3 separate regions of the Homo sapiens genome follow, and all the other regions are linked to region 1. Evidence: read pairs that join two places in POLR2A ChIA-PET (ENCODE). Cell type or tissue: GM12878. All regions are shown on one strand. Links, peaks and the distances in the headings refer to the core of each region. The heading gives the core; the rest is flanking DNA.

The links. ChIA-PET counts read pairs that join two places held together with the same protein. Peaks named below come from ENCODE experiments on the same cell type or tissue, not always from the same donor. Only the 100,000 strongest peaks of a DNase experiment are listed, where the experiment ranks them.
Region 2: POLR2A ChIA-PET joins it to region 1 with 5 read pairs; 7 of 35 experiments call an interaction of 5 or more read pairs at or near these places.
Region 3: POLR2A ChIA-PET joins it to region 1 with 8 read pairs; 5 of 35 experiments call an interaction of 5 or more read pairs at or near these places.

What each region holds. Positions count from the first base shown.
Region 1 is chr12:110,076,247-110,083,127 of GRCh38, reverse strand. It overlaps LOC105369976 (a long non-coding RNA gene), which reads left to right. Exons shown (of 3, transcript XR_945334.2): 3 at 315-431. Among named protein-coding and RNA genes, the nearest start is that of C12orf76, 31 kb to the right of the region's middle. RefSeq lists enhancers at 3,262-3,391, 3,532-3,611 and a cis regulatory region at 2,873-3,703. In GM12878, for the core only: no CTCF peak of the experiment used is centred there; a DNase peak (open chromatin) is centred at 3,457; H3K4me3 peaks cover 351 bases; H3K27ac peaks cover 1,743 bases.
Region 2 is chr12:110,292,939-110,299,819 of GRCh38, reverse strand. It overlaps ATP2A2 (ATPase sarcoplasmic/endoplasmic reticulum Ca2+ transporting 2), which reads right to left. Exons shown (of 20, transcript NM_170665.4): 5 at 3,083-3,221. Among named protein-coding and RNA genes, the nearest start is that of ATP2A2, 15 kb to the right of the region's middle. In GM12878, for the core only: no CTCF peak of the experiment used is centred there; no DNase peak of the experiment used is centred there.
Region 3 is chr12:110,008,715-110,015,595 of GRCh38, reverse strand. ANKRD13A (ankyrin repeat domain 13A) reads right to left here. Exons shown (of 15, transcript NM_033121.2): 2 at 3,459-3,591; 3 at 2,347-2,471. Among named protein-coding and RNA genes, the nearest start is that of ANKRD13A, 13 kb to the right of the region's middle. RefSeq lists enhancers at 4,092-4,281, 4,358-4,652. In GM12878, for the core only: no CTCF peak of the experiment used is centred there; DNase peaks (open chromatin) are centred at 3,298 and 4,072; H3K4me3 peaks cover 3,299 bases; H3K27ac peaks cover 3,925 bases.

The DNA of each region.
Region 1 (6,881 bases), core at 1,308-6,307:
ACCAACAGGGAGAAACCTCATCTCTACTAAAAATACAAAATTAGCCAGGCGTGGTGGCGCATTCCTATAATCCCAGCTACTTGAGAGGCTGAGGCAGGAGAATCACTTGAACCCAGGAGGCGGGGGTTGCAGTGAGCTGAGACATTGCACTCCACTCCCATGGGCAACAAGAACGAAACTCGGTCTGAAAAGAAAAAGCATTCTGAATTAGGTGATGAGAAGGAAGCAAGAGAGAGTTAAAAAGGCACATTCACTGAGAAATAGCCCTGGAGAAATATAGAGGAAAATAATATTGCTTTGACATGTTGTTTTAGTCATGGCAGTTATCAAGAAAGAAACCACAGTGAACCACGGCTGGAACATTGCACACCCGACAGAGAAGAAAAGCCTTGGCCAGGCACGGTGGCTCACGCCTGTAATCCCAGCACTTTGGGCGGATCACGAGGTCAGGAGATCGAGACCATCCTAGCTAACACGGTGAAACCCCGTCTCTACTAAAAATACAAAAAAATTAGCCAGGCATGGTGGCGGGCGCCTGTAGTCCCAGCTACTTAGGAGGCTGAGGCAGGAGAATGGCGTGAACCTGGGAGGCAGAGCTTGTAGTGAGCCAAGACTGTGCCACTGCACTCCAGCCTGGGCGACAGAGCGAGACTCCATCTCAAGAAAAAAAAGAAAAAAAGAAGAAAAGCCTTGTATCGTGGCTGTAAAGCCCCGCTGGTACGGACATGTTCACAGAGTCTGTGGGAAGAAGTATGGAACACCAGCCAGGTAGAGGAGAGTGAGGTGTCATCATCAGTTGAGTAATTTCAAAGGGTGTCCAGTTATCTTTGTTTGCATTTTCTATCTTTAATGCAAAATGTGTGCAATACAAATAGAATGGTAACTTGCATGTCCCATTTTGTGTAGCTGATTTTGCTCACTTTTGGAGACTCTTGTTGGGGCAGTCCTGGAGAAATAGCTGAGAGAGCAAAACAGCTGAATATTCATTATTTTCTTAAGTGGTCGATAACTGCAAAAGCTCTATGTCATTTCTTAAACAGTTTCTTTCAGTCTCTTTACCTCTAGGTATGCTAGTTTACAAGGACTCTAGATGCCCTGGGAGCTTCAAAATGTTTCACCAATTATCAGAGGAAGGTAAGGCCTGCTGGAAACCAGAGCAAACCAGAATCAGGGACTCCTTGTTATCTTTAGATCATTAACTTATTATTATAATACTAAAATCCCCACCCATAGAAGAAAATTACTATTTTCTGACCATGCATCGTATGAAGACACATGTTTATGGTTTGTGCCTGCGCATCTAAAGTTCCTCCCTGCACAGACTTACAAACCTTTCCACCCCATATCTAACTCTTTAAAATTCTCCAGCTTTCCACAGCTTGGGGAGGAGGAGGTGTTTCTGGAGTGAGAGGTCACTCCTTCTCCTTCTCTGGCCAGAGAATAAATCCAGCTGGCCTTTTTTTTTTTTCCAATTTTGGTGTTCTTTCTTTGCAAGTGATATAAAATAAGGAAAGGACTCAGTTTACCTATGACAGTTCTATCACTTTATATTTTGAAAAGTTACACATCTTTTCAAATCTGTAAAGTTTGAGTACATTTTCCTCTCCCTCGGACCTCCCCTAAATGAGTAGCCAATTGTTTAAAGATCCTATCTGGAGGAATTTATTTCTCCCTTGATTTAAATGTTTTTATCACACACTAAGTTCCTACTTTTTTTTTTTTTTTTTTTTTTTTTTTTTTGCATACAGAGTCTCACTCTGTTGCCCAGGCTGGAGTGCAGTGGCATGAACATGGCTCACTGCAGCCTTGACCTTCCGGGCTCAAGCGATCCTCCCACCTCAGCCTCCCGAGTGGTTGAGACCACAGGCGTGCACCACCACTGGCTGATTTATTTTTATATCTTGTAGAGACAGGGCCTCCCTCTGTTGCCCAGGATGATCTTGAACTCCTGGGCTCAAGCAATCCTGCTGCTTTGGCTGCCCAAAGTGCTGGGATTACAGGTGTGAGCCACCACACCCGGGTTCCACCTATCTTCGTGTTTAATACTTGACTCCATTCTGTTCCAGTAATTTATCTGTCAGGTCCCTTACTAGAGCGGCTTTAATTTCACAGCTTTACCATCGCTCTTAATATCTCCTTGGCCACCGGCTTACTTGTGAAGTGTTCATCCCGTGGCCTCTGGATACTCACTGTCTCCTGGTCTTCCTCTCCTCCCTAGTGCCTCAGCTTAGTCTCCTTGATGTTGGTGTCCTTTAAGGAGCTGTCTTCAGTCCCCCTCCATGTCACTGTACCCTTTCCCTGGGCAGGACCCTGTCTCCACTCTTGCCCTTTCTGCCCATTTTCCAGGGTGCAGCCAGAGTGCTCTGAGTTGCAAATGAGATCATGCCACACCCTTGTTTATAAACCCACTTATTGCTCTCAGGGAAAATTCCAGACAGACTCCTTAACACCAGCACATAACGGCTGGACGAGGTTCAGGTGAATGTAGTTTGTTGGGAGGTGACCCAGGAAGAGGCATGGGGAAGGGAGGCAGGGAAGGGAAGGCAATCGACACAGGAAGCACTAAAGAGCAGGTCACGACCAGGCATGGTGGCTCACGCCTGTAATTCCAGCACTTTGGGAGGCTGAGGTGGTTGGATCACTTGAGGTCAGGAGTTCGTGACCAGCCTGGCCAACATAGTGAAACCTTGTCTCTACTAAAAATACAAAAATTAGCCGGGCGTGGTGGAGGGCGCCTGTAATCCCCACCTACTCGGGGAGGCTGAGGCAGAAGAATCGTTTGAACCCGAGAGGGGAAGGTTGCAGTGAGCCGATGTGGCGCCGCTGCACTGCAACCGGGGCAACAGAGCGAGACTCCATCTCGGGGGTGGGAGCGGAGGGGGGTGGAATTAAAAAAGGAAGGGCAGGTCATCGCTGTGGGCATCTGGGCTCTGTCCCACTAGGGTCCCCTGGAGACTGCCTAGACCTGCCTCAGTGCTGTCCCACCTGAGGGAATTGGGGTATTTAATCAGCAGTCCCCTAGCCTCTATTCTCTGAGAGCTCTCTCTCTTCTTTCTCTCTCTCTCTCTCTCGCTCCTTCCTTTTCTTCTTCCTCCTTTCTCCCTGTCTTCTCCCTTCATGGACGTCAGCGCTTGACGCCATGTTTGTTTGTGGCCCCGCCCACAGCCATAGCTGATTGGACTAGGGATAAATAACTAGGCCAATCATTCCCCTTGAATTCCGGAACTGGATAGTGGATCTGGGCTTGCACTCGAACTGTGGACACCTAACCTTGAAGGCAGTGTTGGACCACGTGCCCTGGGAGAAACAGAGGAATCCATTGTTTACAGAGACTCACAATGGGCGCACAGAGAGACAAACAGAGGCGGGCCCACGCAGTTTCAAACTGAAAGAGCAACTTCAGCTCAGGACAGTTTAGTTTCTGATTCTATTAATAGGTTCTCATGAGGTTGGGCCACATTTCCTGCACTTGAGCTCTGTGAGATAAGTGTTTCCTCAGAAAAACCTCCCTTTTCTGCTGAAGAATGTCACCTGATTTTCTGTAAATTGTAAACACATACACACACATGACTAAGAAATCCACCATTCAATCCCCAATCCCCATTTCTTCACACGTGGCTTCCTACTTCACAAAGAAACAGAGACCACCATTCTCAACATCCCACTTAGTCTATCAAAATCTTTGAATGGCTCAAATGGTTCCATCTTCTCTACATCCTTGCAACACACACACATTTTCCCATGACTCCATTAAAGACCATTCTTACCTCTCTTTCTTTATTTTTTTAGACGGAGTCTCGCTCTGTCACCCAGGCTGGAGTGCAGTGGCGCGATCTCGGCTCAGTGCAACTTTCACCTCCTAGGTTCAAGTGATTCTTCTATCACCCTTCCGAGTAGCTGGGGTTACAGGCGGGCGCCATCACACCCAGCTAATTTTTGTATTTTTAGTAGAGACAGGTTTTGCCATGTTGGCCAGGCTGTTCTTGAACTCCTGATCTCAGGTGATCCACTCGCCTCGGCCTCCCAAAGTGCTGGGATTACAGGCATGAGCCACAGCACCCGGCCTCTTACCTCTTTTTCCTCCTAGCCAAGACTATAGAAGAAATAGTCCATGCCTGTCTCCACTCTCTCCTCTCATTAGTCCTTACTTGCACTGTTTTGTGGGAAAGCGTTTCATTTTGAAGATGTGACTTGAAGTGTCTGTGGGTTATATAGGTTCATAGATTCATAGACTATGCACAGAATTCAGATATGGTCTGGAGATACAGATTTAGCGTTCAGTGATTTAAAAAGTAATGAACGCAGGCCGGGTGCAGTGGCTTACCTGAGGTCGGGAGTTTGAGACCAGCCTGACCAACATGGAGAAACCCTGTCTCTACTAAAAATACAAAAAATTAGCCGGGCATGGTGGCGCATGCCTGTAATCCCAACTACTCGGGAGTCTGAGGCAGGAGAATCGCTTGAACCCGGGAGGCAGAGGTTGCGGTGAGCCTAGATCGCGCCATGGCACTCCAGCCTGGGCAACAAGAGTGAAACTGTCTCAAAAAAAAAAAAAGTAATGAACGCATATGGTAGAAAAAATTCAGATACAAGCAGGGTGATAAATAAATCGTCAAACACCGACTAATTCCCCCAGCCTCAGCTCGCTTCCCAGAGACCACCTTGTATAGCCTTCCAGATGTGCTAGCTTCATGGGCATGGGACCTGTGCAGTCATATAGGGACCCACACTTAGAAGGAATCTGAATTTGTTTAATGCTTTGCTGTCACCATTTTGAAATGTTTAACTTTTAAATAACGGACTTCACATTTTCATTTTGCACTGGGCCTTGCAAATTATATAGTAGATCCTGTTTCCAGTTATATTCCATGCATAATTAAACATATAATATACATATATACCCCCTCCTCCCACCTGCTTCGCATTTAGCATTTGATTATTCTTAAAACAATGTGTGTGGATGAAATTTCCCAGGGAGAAGATGCAATAGTCATTAGCGCTGTTCACCAAATATTTCTGCTTCTGCAGTTTCTGGATACATGGGGGATATATGCGGGAACTGCATTTCCTGGTTCCCTAGTGGTTGGGTAGGACTAAGTGATTAGTTTTGACCAATGAGTAATGAGTAGAAGTGAGTGCATTTCTAGGTCAGAGCTTTTTTTTTTTTTTTTTTTTTTTGGTAACTTTATATTCTTTCCATCACGAGGTCAGAACATTTAATTGCTACTGTGAGACTCTCCATAGTTCTCATTAAAGAGTTCAAGACAGTGGCTGTTCCGTTAGCCTTGATCTCTGAGTGACTACAGAGAGTAGAGCCTTCTGGGAGATCCATGATGGACATGTAGTGTGGGTGAGAATTAAATCATCACTGTTATAAGCCATGAGACTCTGAGAGAGCTTTCTTATTTGAGCATAACCTGTCCTATCCAGATAGGAACATAAAAAGTGCTGAGAGACAATTTGTTGGAACTGAAATTTACAGGGAGAAGAGAGCCAGAGAAAGTTAAGACAAAGGTCGGACGCAGTGGCTCATGCCTGTAATCCCAGTACTTTGGGAGGCTGAGGCAGGAGGATCACTTGAGGCCAGGAGTTTGAGACCAGCCTGGGTAACATAGCAATACCCTATCTCTACAAAATTAAAAAAAAATGGCCAGGCTTGGTGGCATGTGCCTGTGGTCCCAGCTATTCAGGAGGCTGTGGCAGAAGGATCGCTGGAGCCCAGAAGTTTGAGGCGGCAGTGAACTATGATCATGCCACTGCGCTCCAGCCTGGGTGACAGAGCAAGACCCAGTCTCTAAAATAAATAAATTAAATTATTTTTAAAAAAGAAAGATAAGATAAAGAGTCATAGAGGTACAAATGAGAAACCAGGAGAACATGGGACCCAGGAGAGTCATGGAAACCAAGGGAAAAAACTGCTCCAAGAAGCAGAAAGTGGTCAGTGGTGTTGAATGCATCCAAGAGATAAAGTAAAATAAGGACTAAAATATATCAACAAAGTCTGGCTACTGAGAAGTCTTTGGTAACCTCATTGAGAACAGAATCCATGGAGTGGTGGAGGTGGCAATGGTGAAATAGAGGACAAGGGCTGAAGGAGTAGAGAGGGGAGAGCGTGAGGGATCAGTGCAAGAGCTCAGCAGAAAAACAAATAGGCCAGGCGCAGTGGCTCACACCTGTAATCCCAGCACTTTGGTAGGCCGAGGTGGGCGGATCGTTTGAGGCCAGGAGTTTGAGACCAGCCTGGCCAACATGGTGAAACATTGTCTCTACTAAAAACACAAAAATTATCCGGGCATGCTGGTGTGTGCCTGTAATCTCAGCTGCTTGGGAGGCTGGGGTAGGAGAATCTCTTGAACCCAGGAGGCAGAGATGGCAGTAAGCTGAGATCATGCCACTGCACTCCAGCCTGGGCGACAGAATGAGACTCCGTCACAAACAAACAAGCAAAAGAAAGACAAGAAAATAGATGTCTTAGAGTGGTAGCAAGAGCAACACTGAAGTGATTTGCCTATTCTGGACATTTCCTATAAATAGAGTCATAAAAGAAGTATCCTGGTCAGGCATGGTGGCTCACGCCTGTAATTCCAGCACTTTGGGAGGCCGAGGAGGGCAGATCACGAGGTCAAGAGATTGAGACCATCCTGGCCAACATGGTGAAGCCCCGTTTCTACTAAAAATACAGAAATTAGCTGGGTGTGGAGATGCACGCCTGTAGTCCTAGCTACTCAGGAGGCTGAGGGAGGAGAATCACTTGAACCCGGGAGGTGGAGGTTGCAGTGAGCTGAGATTGCGCCACTACACTCCAGCCTGGCGACAGAGTGAGACTCCATCTCAAAAAAAAAAAAAAAAAAAAAGGTGTCCTTTTGCATTTGGCTTATTTC
Region 2 (6,881 bases), core at 796-5,795, 220 kb before region 1:
AAGACCCATCTCTACAAAAAAAATACAAAACTTAGCCAGGTACATGGTGGCTCATGCCTGTGATCCCAGTTTTTCAGGAGACTGAGGTGGGAGAATCACTTGAGCCCAGGAGGTCAATGCTGCAGTGAGCCGTGATGGTGCCATTGCACTCCAGCCTGGGCAACAAGAGCGAAACTCCATCTCAAAACAAAACAAAACAAATCTGCTGTTTTGTAACTAAGTCAGAGGCTCACTCTTTGAACTACTCACGATCAGAACTCTGTACCCAATGGAGATTCAGAGTTAATATTCTAGGTTGAGACCTGCCAAAAACTTTTTTAAAAAGAGTGCCCCCAGATGATTGTGATGTGCACTCCTGCTTAAGAGCCACTATTCATGAACTCAAAAATCTTTCCTTCATTATTCTTAATGTTACTGTCCTCATTATCTCTTGCCTAGACTACTAAAATAGCCTCCCTATATCTTCAGCCTTCCCCATTCTGACCTATTTTCTTCATCACCATCAGAATTCCCTAATTCAAATATTTTTTGCTATTAAAAAAAATGTGGGCCAGGCGCAGTGGGCTCACGTCTGTAATCCCAGCATTTTGGGAGGCTGAGGCAGGACTGCCTGAGCCCAGGAGTTTGAGAGACCAGCCTGGGCAACAGGGCAAGACCCATCTCTACAAAAAAATACAAAACTTAGCTAGGAGCTTGGTTGCTCATGCCTGTGATCCCAGTTATTCAGGAGGCTGAGGTGGGAGAATCACTTGAGCCCAGGAGGTCAACGCTGCAGTGAGCCGTGATGGTGCCACTGCACTCCAGCCTGGGTGACAGATTGAGACCCTGTCTTCCCCTCATCAAAAAAAGTGATAACTGGTAAATTCTGAATAAGATCTTACATACTATTGCATCAATTTCCTAATTCTGATAATCATACTGAGGTTATATAAGAGAACATCCTTGATACTATAAAACAAATGTTATTTAGGAGTTAAAGGGGCATCATGCCTGCAATATACCCTTCAACAGTTCATACAAAAATGTGTGTATACAGAGTGAAAAAATAATACATCTGTGATAGTATAACATTTGTGTCAAAACAGAAAATTTGTTTTTTTGAGATGGAGTCTGGGGCTCTGTCGCCCAGGCTGCAGTGAAATGGCACGACCTCGGCTCACTGCAACCTCTGCCTCCTGGGTTTAAGAGATTCTCCTGCCTCAGCCTCCCGAGGAGCTCGGACTACAGGTGGGAGCCACCATGCCCAGCTGATTTCTGTATTTTCAGTAGAGACAGGGTTTCACCATTTTGGCCAGGATAGTTTCGATCTCTTGACCTCATGATCTGCCCACCTCAGCCTCCCAAAGTGCTGGGATTACAGGCATGAGCCACCACGCCTGGCCAAAACAGGAAGTTTTAAAAAATCCAATAGCCAAGACATTTCATTCTGAGTTGTACTCTTCTTAACACTATACTTAAGGAAGCTGTTAAATCATTTACACACACCATTTACACACAAACACTACACAGTCCCAAATAATTGGCTTACTGGCATATATGTAACACTATCCTTTTTTTCTGGAGGAACAACAAAAATTTCTGGATGAGAGAATAGGACAAGGCAATTTCCTTTCAGAGGCCAAAGTTGTAGAGCATGGGTTAAGGAATGCAGCTCTTTCAATTCATTAAAATGAGTAAGACAATAAAGACAAAGCACACCCTTCCCAAGTCAATATAAAAGCATATTACTATGAGATAATTCACAAATAGCAACAAAGTAAATAGTATACTTAACTCAGAAGGGTATGAAAAGCCAGATAATCTGAATAACAGTATGCAATGACTCTCTAAGTGAAATAGCCAAAACAAACAACCCACCTAGACTATCCTGGTTGGTCCCAGGGGTGTTGTGATTTTGGACTGTCAGAAATATGGCTGCTGGGCACACCTGTAATCCCAGCACTTTGGGACGCTAAGGCAGGATCACTTGAGCTCAGGAGTTTGAGACTAGCCTGAGCAACATGGCAAAACTCCCTCTCTACAAAAAATATAAAAATTAGGCGAGTGTAGTGGCATGCATCTGTGGTACCAGCTATTTGGGGGGCAAAGTGGGAGGATCGCTTGAGCTTGGGAGGTGGAGGTTGCAGTGAGCTGAGATCATGCCACTGCACTCCAGCCCGGGTAACAGAGTGAGACTCCCATCTCAAAAAACAAAACAAAACAAAACAAAAAAACAGCACTAATCTACAGCAGTGAGGATACTGACCCTTGGAGGTCTGTGGAGCATTCTGGACTCACAGTGGATTCATGGACTCTTTGAAGCTATCTCTGGAATTCAGGCAGAGACTCCTGGCTCAGTGTAACACATAAGTATTTTTAAGCATACTGTTTTTTTTTTTTTTTTTTGAGATGAAGTCTCACTCTGTCATCAAGATGGAGTGCAGTGGTGCGATCTCAGCTCACTGCAACCTCCGCCTCCCAGGTTCAAGCGATTCTTCCTGCTGCAGCCTCACAAGTGGCTGGGACTACAGGCACACACCATCATGCCCGGCTAATTTTTGCATTTTTAGTAGAGATGAGGTTTCATGTTGGCCAGGGTGGTCTCAATCTCTTGACCTCGTGATCTGCCTGCCTCGGCATCCCAAAGTGCTGGGATTACAGGCGTGAGCTACCAAGCCTGGCCAAGCATAGCTTTCAGAGTCAAGAAATTACCCTTGACCATGAACTTTGGTGCCAAGAAACAAAACAGGAAAAACTGTGTCGTCATTAGCCAGTATTCTAACAAATTGTTCACTATAACTAACTGTCAAATCAACATTAGGTTTTACCTCTCTAGCACTTGTGTTCTACAATGTATTTAAACAAGTAGAATTCAAAATACCTTGTTTAAAAACAAAAACCAAAAGCCTTATCAATGACAGGAAGGGAGGTGCTAAAACATTTCAAAATAATTTTAGAGAATGTAGGATTTGTATGAATGGCAATAAAATGTGTTAATTGATACATGAAAACAATTATTTTAAATATAATTATGAGCCTTGAGAAAAGGACTACATTCAGAAATACTATCTAGAATAAAAGAAAAATGACAAACTCAACTCACCAGCAATTTCTACAATATCACCAGGAACTATGTCTTTAGCTTTAATCCGCTGCACACTCTTTCTGTCCTGTCGATACACTTTGCCCATTTCAGGCTCATATTCCTTAAGGGCTTCGATGGCATTTTCAGCATTTCTTTCCTGTATAAAAGAAAACAGAAGAGTAGTAAAGACCTGCCTGACACTGCAATTATTTCTAACCCAAGGAATAAAATGTTAGAGGTCTAATCTTTAAAAAGAAAGGAAGCCCACCAGTAACATTTGTACTAAACAATTCACATCTAAGGCAACAGACACAAGGACATTTATTAATTTGTATTAAAAACGAAACGTTAAGTACCCTCAATTAAGCTAAGGGGATAAAACAATGAGGAAAAGCAATTACAGACTCTGCTGTCCCTAAGACTGTAAAACACAGCTTTCACCTTTAGCCAAATCCCCCTGCCATTTAAAATCAATTCTGTCTCATGAGAGGCAGTACAGCTTAATAGTCTGGGCTCAGGAGGCTGAGGCAGAAGAATCGCTTGAACCCGAGAGGCGGAGGCTGCAGTGAGACGAGATCCTGCCACTGCACTCCAGCCTGGGCAACAGAAAGAGACTATGTCAAAAAAACAAAACAAAACAAAACAAAAAAAACCCCAACCCAACCCAACTCTGGGCTAAGCTGCCCAGGTTCAATACAGGCTCTTAACAGCTATGTCACTGTAGAGAGGTTACACAACACACAAGTTTACTGTCTATAAAATGACAACACTAACAGTTCCTACCTCAAGGTTTGTGAGGATAAGAAGTCATATGTAACATGCTTAGATTGTGTTTGGGCACACAGTAAATGCTATGAGTGATGAGTATCTCTCACAAATTCTAAGAACTATCCCTCCAGTTGTAAAGACCAATGAATGGCTGGACTCTCATCATAGCACTGCCAGTCCCAAGCTATATATTTCTCATGACATCATATATGAACTATCAACCGTTAGAAGTCACAGTAATTTTCTTCCCGATTTCAGAATGGAAGTTGTAGAATCAAACCAGCCTAAAGAGAATCAAATGACACAAAGATGAAAGCTGGTAACACGTGTACCTCAGTTTTGATGTATATACCCCAGAAAAAGTATAAAAAAACCTTAATTGGGAAATTCATGATAAAGTTAATTTCAATCTCATATCAGACATTCTTACCCTTCAAGATCATGTTGGGTGGAATTTAACTGGACTGCTCAAGGTTAAACAAATATCCCATGAGCACTGTATTTTGCATGTGCTTAAATTATCAGCTGAGCACAGTAGCTCATGCCTGTAATCCCAGCACTTTTGGGAGGCTGAGGTAAGAGGACTGCTTGAGCCCAAGAGTTCCAGACCAACCTGGGCTGAACATAACGAGACAGTGTCTCTACGAAAAATGCAAAAATTATCCTGACATGGTGCCATACACCTGCAGTCTCAGCTGCTCAGGAGGCTGAGGTGGGAGGATCACTAAGCCTGCGAGGCAGAGATTGGAGTGAGCTGTGATTATGACACTGCACTCCAGCCTGGGCAAGAGTGAAGCTGTCTTGGGGGAAAAAAAAGATAAATTATCTCTGACCCTGAGAACAAAGATGACAATTACAATCAATGAAAAGGCTGGGCATGGTGGCTCACACCTGTAATCCCGGCACTTTGGGAGGCTGAGGTGGGCGGATCGCCTGAGGTTGGGAGTGCGAGACCAGCCTGGCCAACATGGTGAAACTGTCTCTACTAAAAATACAAAAAATTAACCAGGCGTGGTGGTGCACGCCTGTAATCCCAGCTACTTGGGAGACTGAGGTGGGAGAATCTCTTGAGTCCGGGAGGTGGAGGCTGCAGTGGGCCAAGATCGTGCCACTGCACTCCAGCCTGGTTGACAGAGCGAGACTCCGTCTTAAAAAAAATAAAGCCCTCCTTGATGACACTGGTCAGAAATAAAAGACTATGCCCCTCATACTACCTTATACTGTCATTATAATTTTCCTTACTTTCAGAAGGCCACAACCCTCTATTGCTGCTCATACCATTCAGTATACTAAAGACTTAAGAATGTTCTTTTTTTAAAAACTCGAATCTTTTTTTTCTGAGACGAAGTCTAGCTCTGTCGCCCAGGCTCGAGTGCAGTGGCATCATCTCGGCTCACTGCAAACTCCGCCCCCTAGGTTCAAGCCCTGCCTCAGCCTCCCAAGTAGCTGGGGGCGCATGCTACCATACCCAGCTAACTTTCTGTATTTTTAGTAGCGACGGGGACTTGCCATGTTGGCCAGGCTGGTCTCGACCTCCTGACCTTAACTGATCCACCCGCCTCAGCTTCCCAAACTGCTGATACTACAGGCATGAGCTACCATGCCCTGACCAAATATAATTTTTTTGAGAAAAACATAAGAAGAAGGCCAGGCACAGTGGCTCACACTTGTAATCCCGGCACTTTGGGAGGCCGAGGCAGGCGGATCACAAGGTCAGGAGATCGAGACCATCCTGGCTAACACGGTGAAACCCCGTCTCTATTAAAAGTACAAAAAATTAGCTGGGCGTGGTGGTGGGCACCTGTAATCCCAGCTATTCGGGAGGCTGAGACAGGAGAATGGCGTGAGCCCGGGAGGCGGAGCTTGCAGTGAGCCAAGATCATGCCACTGCACTCCAGCCTGGGTGACAGAGTGAGACTCTGTCTCAAAAAAACAAAAAAAACAACAGCCAGGCATGGTGACAGTCACCTATAATCCCAGCTACTCGGGAAGCTGAGGCAGGAGAATTGTTCAAACCCACAAGACGGAGGTTGCAGTGAGCCAAAATCACACCACTGCACTCCAGCCTGGGCAACAGAGCAAGACTCCATCTAAAAAAAAAAAAAAAAAAAAAAAAATATATACACACACACACACACACACACACACACACACACACACATATATATGGCACAATTACAAATCTCTAAGTAGGCCATCTTTCTATGAACCTACCACATAAAGATCGTTAACATTTATTGGTAAAGATTAGAAGTTTACAATTTCAACAGGACTAAGTATGTTTATAAGATGTGTCGGGCGTGGTGGCTCACGCATGTAATCCTAGCACTTTGGGAGGCCAAGGCAGGGGGAATCATCTGAGGTCAGGAGTTTGAGACCAGCCTGACCAACAAAATGAAACCCCATCTCTATTAAAAGTAAGTAAGTTAGCTGGGCATGGTGGCACGTGCCTGTAATCCCAGCTACCCGGGAGGGTGAGACAGGAGAATTGCTTGATCCCGGGAAGTGGAGGTTGCAGTGAGCCAAGACTGCACCATTGCACTCCAGCCTGGGCAACAAGAGTGAAAGTCGGTCAAAACAAACAAACAAACAAACAAACAAAAAAAAAAAAAAAAAAAAAGGCCGGGAGTGGTGGCTCACACCTGTAATCCCAGCACTTTGGGAGGCCGAGGTGGGTGGATCACGAGGTCAGGGGTTTGAGACCAGCCTGATGGTGAAACCCCGTCTCTACTAAAAATACAAAAATTAGCTGGGTGTGGTGTCAGGTGCCTGTAATCCCAGCTACTCAAGGAGGCTGAGGCAGAACTGCTTGAACCTGGGAGGCGGAGGTTGCAGTGAGCCGAGATCGTGCCACTGCACTCCTGCCTGGGCGACAGAGAGTCGGTCTCAAAACAAAAACAAAAAAAAGGTCTACTTCAGTCCTCAAAGGGGTGATTATATCCGTCAAATACCTAAAAGATCAACACTTAACATGAATTTTAAGTCTCAGAGTCTGTAGTAAGCACTGAAGGGGAAACAATTTTTATAGCTAAACCTACCAAAAAAACCC
Region 3 (6,881 bases), core at 1,238-6,237, 67 kb after region 1:
TGGGCAACAGAGTGAGACCCCATCTCAAAAAATCAAGAAAGAAAGTGAACAGAAAGCAAGAGAATAAGAGGATTGGAGGGGGATAAAAGTCAAACCTGATTCAGGGTTCCAGTCAGGTTCCTAACAGTAAGAGAAAGATGAACCTGGGAAGATGGGCTTAAGCACTGCCAAGCAAATGTGGGTAACCACCTATTCTAGGCAAAGGGCAGGGAATGTCAATTCCATCCATTCAACGAGCAACTTGACTGTAAAAGGTTTGTGTGCTGGCAAGTGCTTCCTATTTATTGAACTACTCTGTGAAACCGAAAGAGGTTGCTAGACTCCACTTCCTCAGGAAGTTGATTTTCCCTCCAGTTAACATAACATTTTTCTCCACTTTCCTCTGAAACATGTAGAATTTGGCTTTCTGAAGTTTTAAACTACCACAGCAGCCCTGTTTAGGATTATTTTCTTACCTACCATTCCTGTAAGTTCCTAAAGATTCAGAAATCTAAAAGTTACCCTTCAAGAAGAGAAATGCGGCCGGGCGCACTGGCTCACGCCTGTAATCCCAGCACTTTGGGAGGCCGAGGCGGGCGGATCACGAGGTCAGGAGATCGAGACCATGGTGAAACCCCATCTCTACTAAAAATACAAAAAAAAAAATTAGCCGGGCGCGGTGGTGGGCGCCTGTAGTCCCAGCTACTCGGGAGGCTGAGGCAGGAGAATGGCGTGAACCCGGGAGGTGGAGCTTGCAGTGAACCAAGATCGCGCCACTGCACTCCAGCCTGGGCTACAGAGCGAGATTCCGTCTCAAAAAAAAAAAAGAAGAGAAATGCTAGAAATTCCAGGTGTTCTTCCTATTCCTACACACTTGCAAGGCTTTGCCATGATTTTTACCAAAGAACAGGGCAGGAGGGCCAAGAATCTACCCTGGAGTAAAATCTGCCAGCATTCCAATGATGAGCAAAGACAACCTCCAAGAAACAGGTGGTAAGAAAGGCTGATGTATGTTATAAGGAGATACTGTTGAAAGACAAGACATCAATGACAGCTTCTGGAGCCACTAAGTACGCAGGTCATTTACAGGCTCTCTATAACTTGAAGCAAAGAATACAATTCAGTGCAGTCCATCACAATGGACCAATATGAGTAAAAAAATTAAAATCCTTGACACTAATTTTTATTTTTATTTTTTATTTTTTGAGATGGAGTCTCGCTCTGTCACCCAGGCTGGAGTGCAGTGGTGCAATCTCGGCTCACTGCAAGCTCCGCCTCCCAGGTTCACAGCATTCTCCTGCCTCAGCCTCCTGAGTAGCTGGGACTACAGGCGCCCGCCACCACACCCGGCTAATTTTTTGTATTTTTAGTAGAGATGGGGTTTCACCGTGTTAGTCAGGATGGTCTCGGTCTCCTGACCTCGTGATCCACCCACCTCAGCCTCCCAAAGTGCTGGCATTATAGGCGTGAGCCACCACACCCAGCTGACTGTCTTATTTATAATAAAGTTGTTCCTTTTCTCGATAGAGCTATTAATTTTTCTCTATAAATGAATCAGGGCAATGGACTAAAGGTCTCGAAATACTAATAGCTGAAGTGACAAGCCTGGCAAGGAGAAGTTACACACAGACCTCTGAGCCTTAACAGAATCTGAAAATCCCTGCATAGTAAGTGATACCTATCACAACTTTCCTAAGATTACAGATGCTCAGGAGGCTACTTTCAAGAAAACAGGCACCTAAACAAATTAACTGTTTGATGTCCATTTTCCTTAAGTTCTAATTTTTACTTTATTATCATTTATTATTATATTATTATATTTATTATTATTTTAGGTCTTGCTCTGTCACCCAGACTGGAGTGCAGGGGTGCGATCACTGCACCCTCACTCAGGGGTGGCTCACTGCAGCCTCAACCTTCTGGGTTCAAGCGATCATCCTACCTCAGCCTCCCAAGTAGCTCAGACTACAGGTATGCACTACCATGCCCTGCTAATTTTTTTTTAGAGACAGAGTCTTGCTTTGTTTGTTGCCCAGGCTGGTCTCAAACTCCTGGGCTTCAGCAAATCCTCCTGCCTCAGCCTCCCAAAGTGGTGGGAATATAGGCATGAGCCACTACACCTGGCTCAATTATAATTTTTAAATAGTACTTAAAAGGGTAAGCCCAGTGACTTAGAAGTGTAATTTGTAAAAGAACTCACATTTCCACAAATTAGAAGGGCAAGGAATAATGTGATTGGTATTGAGTATTTCATATTCACGAATCAGAAAACTCTTTAGGAAGGCACACAAGGATGTCAAACTGTGTCTCCAGTAATTGTATCAGCATTTAGCTCAGATTATGGCCTGGCCACATTTTCATGGATACCTCGAGAATTTTTTGGAGCAGCTCAGGAACTCCCTCAAGGGCCATGGATGTGTTGTGGTAGTCTCGATGTTGGAGAACTGTGTACACCATCTCAGGATCGCCAGTGCTCACAGCCTCATGTAAAACTAGAAAACAAAAGGGTGAAATTTAATTCTCATACTTTCTGACAAATTCCAAAACCAGGCTGAAAAAGTATCTAGATCAAAGACCAGTATTTTCTTCAGAAGAAAAGGGCTGCAGTCCAACCTTACCAGGATGATCATGACTTCTGATTGCTAGCTCTTCACTGAGTAAAAAACATAGAGTACCCTTAGCACCTTGATCAAACCCCGTCCACCTCTCCCGACCCCTATTCTTACCACTGGTTGCGAAATCCTGATAATGTGTTTAGACAGTTGGCTTTAACTATACGATCACACAACATGTAACTGTGGTTATATGTAGACCTGGCAGGCAGGGCTTGGCCTACAGTATCCCTGCTCAGTCAACACAAAATTACTCTGGCCAATGGTAGAAGAGCTTACAAACAAGTGAAGTGACAGGATTTCCCAGGAAGAGGCTACTTTTAGCCACAATTTATTTTTGATTTTTGCCTATTTTGATGGATTCAATGGAGGTAACCATATTCCTCAGGGGAAAACTGGCCTCCACATTCGTGTATGGTGGAAGAAGTTTGCACTGAGAGCTGTTTCTGGATGAGGAGTCATTCTCTACCGAGGGTTTCTGGCCTGGGACGCAACCTGCATCATCCTGGGCTCCCATTTCCTTGTCCCCATCCCTTGTCCCAAGAGAGAAATCTTAAGATAAAGATGACTCCAAGGAAAAGTATGATTGAGACTGGCCTTTATTCAGAAACAGAAACTAAAATGAATGACCTTTTTTTTGAGAAAAGTTCTTGCTCTATTGCCCAGGGTGGAGTGCAGTGACGCAATCACAGTTCACTGCAGTGTCAACCTCCCCGGGCTCAGGTGATCCTACCCCCTCAGCCTCCTGAGTAGCTGGTACTACAGACATGCACCACCGCACCTGGCTAATTTTCATATTTTTTTGTAGAGACAGGGTTTCACCATGGTGCTCAGACGGACTTTAAATTATTGTAAAAGTATACTTACCTGTCCATCCCTGGCGATTTTCTTTTGTCACATCTGCTTTATGTCGGAGTAAGACTCGAGCAGATTCCAAATGTCCCAAGGAAACAGCAAGATGCAATAATGTTCGACCTCGTGGGTCCACAGCCTCCACATTCTGTGAAGGAAACACTGGCATTTACATAATTGGATGTATTACATTAAAATAGGGAAATGTGCTTGACAGATATTTCAAGTACAAAAAATAGAAAACATATTTATGCATTAATTAGAGCAACACATGTAAGAAGGTATGTTTGCATTTGGGCACAGTTAAAATATGAATTTGGGGATTATATATGAAGGTGATAGTTACTGAATTCCTTTTTCTATAAAGTTAAGTGCCTAATAAATAAATGTTGGCAACAGGCTCCAGATCATCCAACACAAGTTTAAGCTCTCAACAGCACTCAAATTAAGTCTAAATAAGGCCAGGAGCTTTCATGAAATGCAATCACCGGACAACACTGAACATGGGGGATTTCTCAAGCACATATCAGCATTCAAGTCTAGAATAGGAAGTATAGGACCTTAATCAAAACTGAAAGCACAGATAATTTGGGTCAGAATAAAATTACATTCTCTAGCTGGATTCCCACCAAAACACCACTCTCATTATTGTGTATTGAGTTCCACGTGCCTTGAAGTAGCACATAAACTCCAGCAGCATCTGTGGGTCCTTCAGACCGCAAGCATGATCTGCCGGGCACGTATGCGGATCTACTCACAAAGAAATAGGCAAGTGCACATGCGTCACTTCCATCCATCCCATCAAGGGTTTTCTTCCCCATGCTAGACATGCACACCTGGCTCTTACCTCTTCGTTCCTATTCTGCCACTCTCGCCCCCCTTTTGGCACCTGCACCGCGTGTCCAGAGCCACGCAGCAATTTCTCTAGTGTGAGCTAAGTCTCAATGCCTGGGCACTGCCTAAAAAATGTGACTCTGAAAGTTCTTCCAAGAATACAACAAACTGCCATGGACTTTTGGAAAGTACAACCTTTTTTTTTTTTTTCTTTTAAACAAGGTCTCACCCTGTCACCCAGGCTGGTATGCAGTGGCGTGATCACAGCTTACTGCAGCCTTGACCTCTTGGACTCAAGTGATCCTCCCATATCAGCCTCCCTAGTAGCTGGGATTAAAGGCATGAGCCACCATGCCCAGCCTGTAAAAACTTTTTAAATGCCATAATACATCTTAGAAAATGTGCTTTATTTTGATTTAAGATGCTAGCTGTTATTCAGGTACTAACTACCCCTGCAGTCTCTGAAGATACGCAGAAAGTGCCACTTAGGAAAGTGAAGCAGGAGCATGGGTAAACCACCACAATCCAATAGCTATCAAACCTCCCTGTTTTGCGAAAACTATGTCATGGCTATTATACAGTGAAGATAACTCTTATTGAGGAATAAGGGACGTGGTTGAAGACATCTGCTAGCTGAACATAAGTCCTCCTGGACCAATCCCAGGCCTCAGTGTTCCCCCGGTGCTAAAATACCTTCCTGTCTCCTGGAGCCCAGTCCACACACCTCCCATGATTCCCTGACTCTTCCCAAGGTTATGACTTGTCCATCGCACCAAAGAGATGGAGAATTCCAAAGGGTAGGATCCAAGTCATATTAATATCTTCTAGATTCTCTTACCTTAGTCTCTAACTTGCATTAAATATTTTTTTAAAAGTAACAAGACGATGAACTTATGAACTATAAATTCAGTTGAAGTTTAGCAGGAAAGAAATAATTAGCAAACTCATTATCTTCCTACACGTCTATTACATAAACTAAGTATTTTCTTACCTAACAAATTCAATCTAAATGAAAGGTGCTAGGTTTAGCATACTACCTGCCACAGGGGAGGTGTGTAAAAATGTTTATCATGGGAAAGGGGAAACTACTTACTACAATTCACACCCCAGAGCAAAACTAAAAGCGCAGAGTAAGGATTAACACTCAAACTCAGCCAGGCGCGGTGGCTCATGCCTGTAATCCCAGCACTTCGGGAGGCCGAGGTGGGTGGATCACCTGAGGTCAGGAGTTCGAGACCAACTTGACCAAAATGGTGAAACCCTATCTCTACTAAAAATACAAAAATTAGCCAGGCGAGGTGGTGAGTGCCTATATTGTCCCAGCTACTCGGGAAGCTGAGGCAGGAGAATCGCTTGAACCTGGGAGGCGGAGGTTGCAGTGAGCTGAGATTGTGCCATTGCATTCCAGCCTGGGTGACAGAGCGAGACTCCGTCTCAAAAACAAAACAAAACAAAACAACAAACAAAAAACACTCAAACTCCTGGGCAACAGTTAGAGATGATGTACAAAATAAAAGCCAAATACATTACGATGTTAACTTTTTTTCTACTTCGGACCACAGAGGAGCACCTATGGATAAGCCACAGAGCAGCACACATTTCTTGGATAATTGTAACTCTTCAGACCTTCCTGCATCTCTCTCATCTGAAGAGGCAGTCGAAAAAAAATGCTGTAATTGTATTATGATGACAGTGTGATTTTAAAACAATAAGTGCATAAAGAGTAGAGGGGGAATGAGTAAAATAGAGAAGAGAAAACAACAGAGAAAATCAACAAAACCAAAAGTTGGTTCTTGGAAAATGTCAACAACATTGACGAACATTTAGTTAGATAGACCAGGGAAAAAAGAGAGAAGACTTAACTTACTAAAATCAGGAATTAAAGATGGAATATTAGCAACTCTACAGAAATAAAAAGGATTATAAAAGAAAACTATGGGCCGGGTGCAGTGGCTCATGCCTGTAATCCCAACACTTTGAGAGGCCGAGGCGGGTGGATCACTAGAGGTCGGGAGTTCGAGACCAGCCTGACCAACATGGAGAAACCCCGTCTCTACTAAAAATACAAAATTAGCCGCGCGTGGTGGCACATGCCTGTAGCCCCAGCTACTCAGGAGGCTGAGGCAGGAGAATTGCTTGAACCCGGAAGGCGGAGGTTGTGGTGAGCCGAGATTGTGCCATTGCACTCCAGCCTGGGCAACAAGAGTAAAACTTCGTCTCAAAAAATAAAATAAAATAAAAGAAGACTATGAACAACTGTATGCCAACAAATTAGACAACTTAGATGAACAAGATAAATCCCTACAGAAATGCAAACTAGCAAAACTGACTCAAAAAGAAACCAAAAATCTGAATAAGTTTATAACAAGAGATTGAATTAGTAATTTTAAAACTGCCCACCAAAAAAAATGCAGGCCCAGATGGGTTTTTTTTCCAGACTGAGTCTCGCTCTGTCGCCCAGGCTGGAGTATAGTGGCACAATCTCAGCTCACTGCAACCTCCACCTCCCAGGTTCAAGTGATTCTTGTGCCTCAGCCTCCTGAGTAGCTGGGATTACAGGTGCCCACCACCACACCTGGCTAATTTATGTACTTTTAGTAAAAT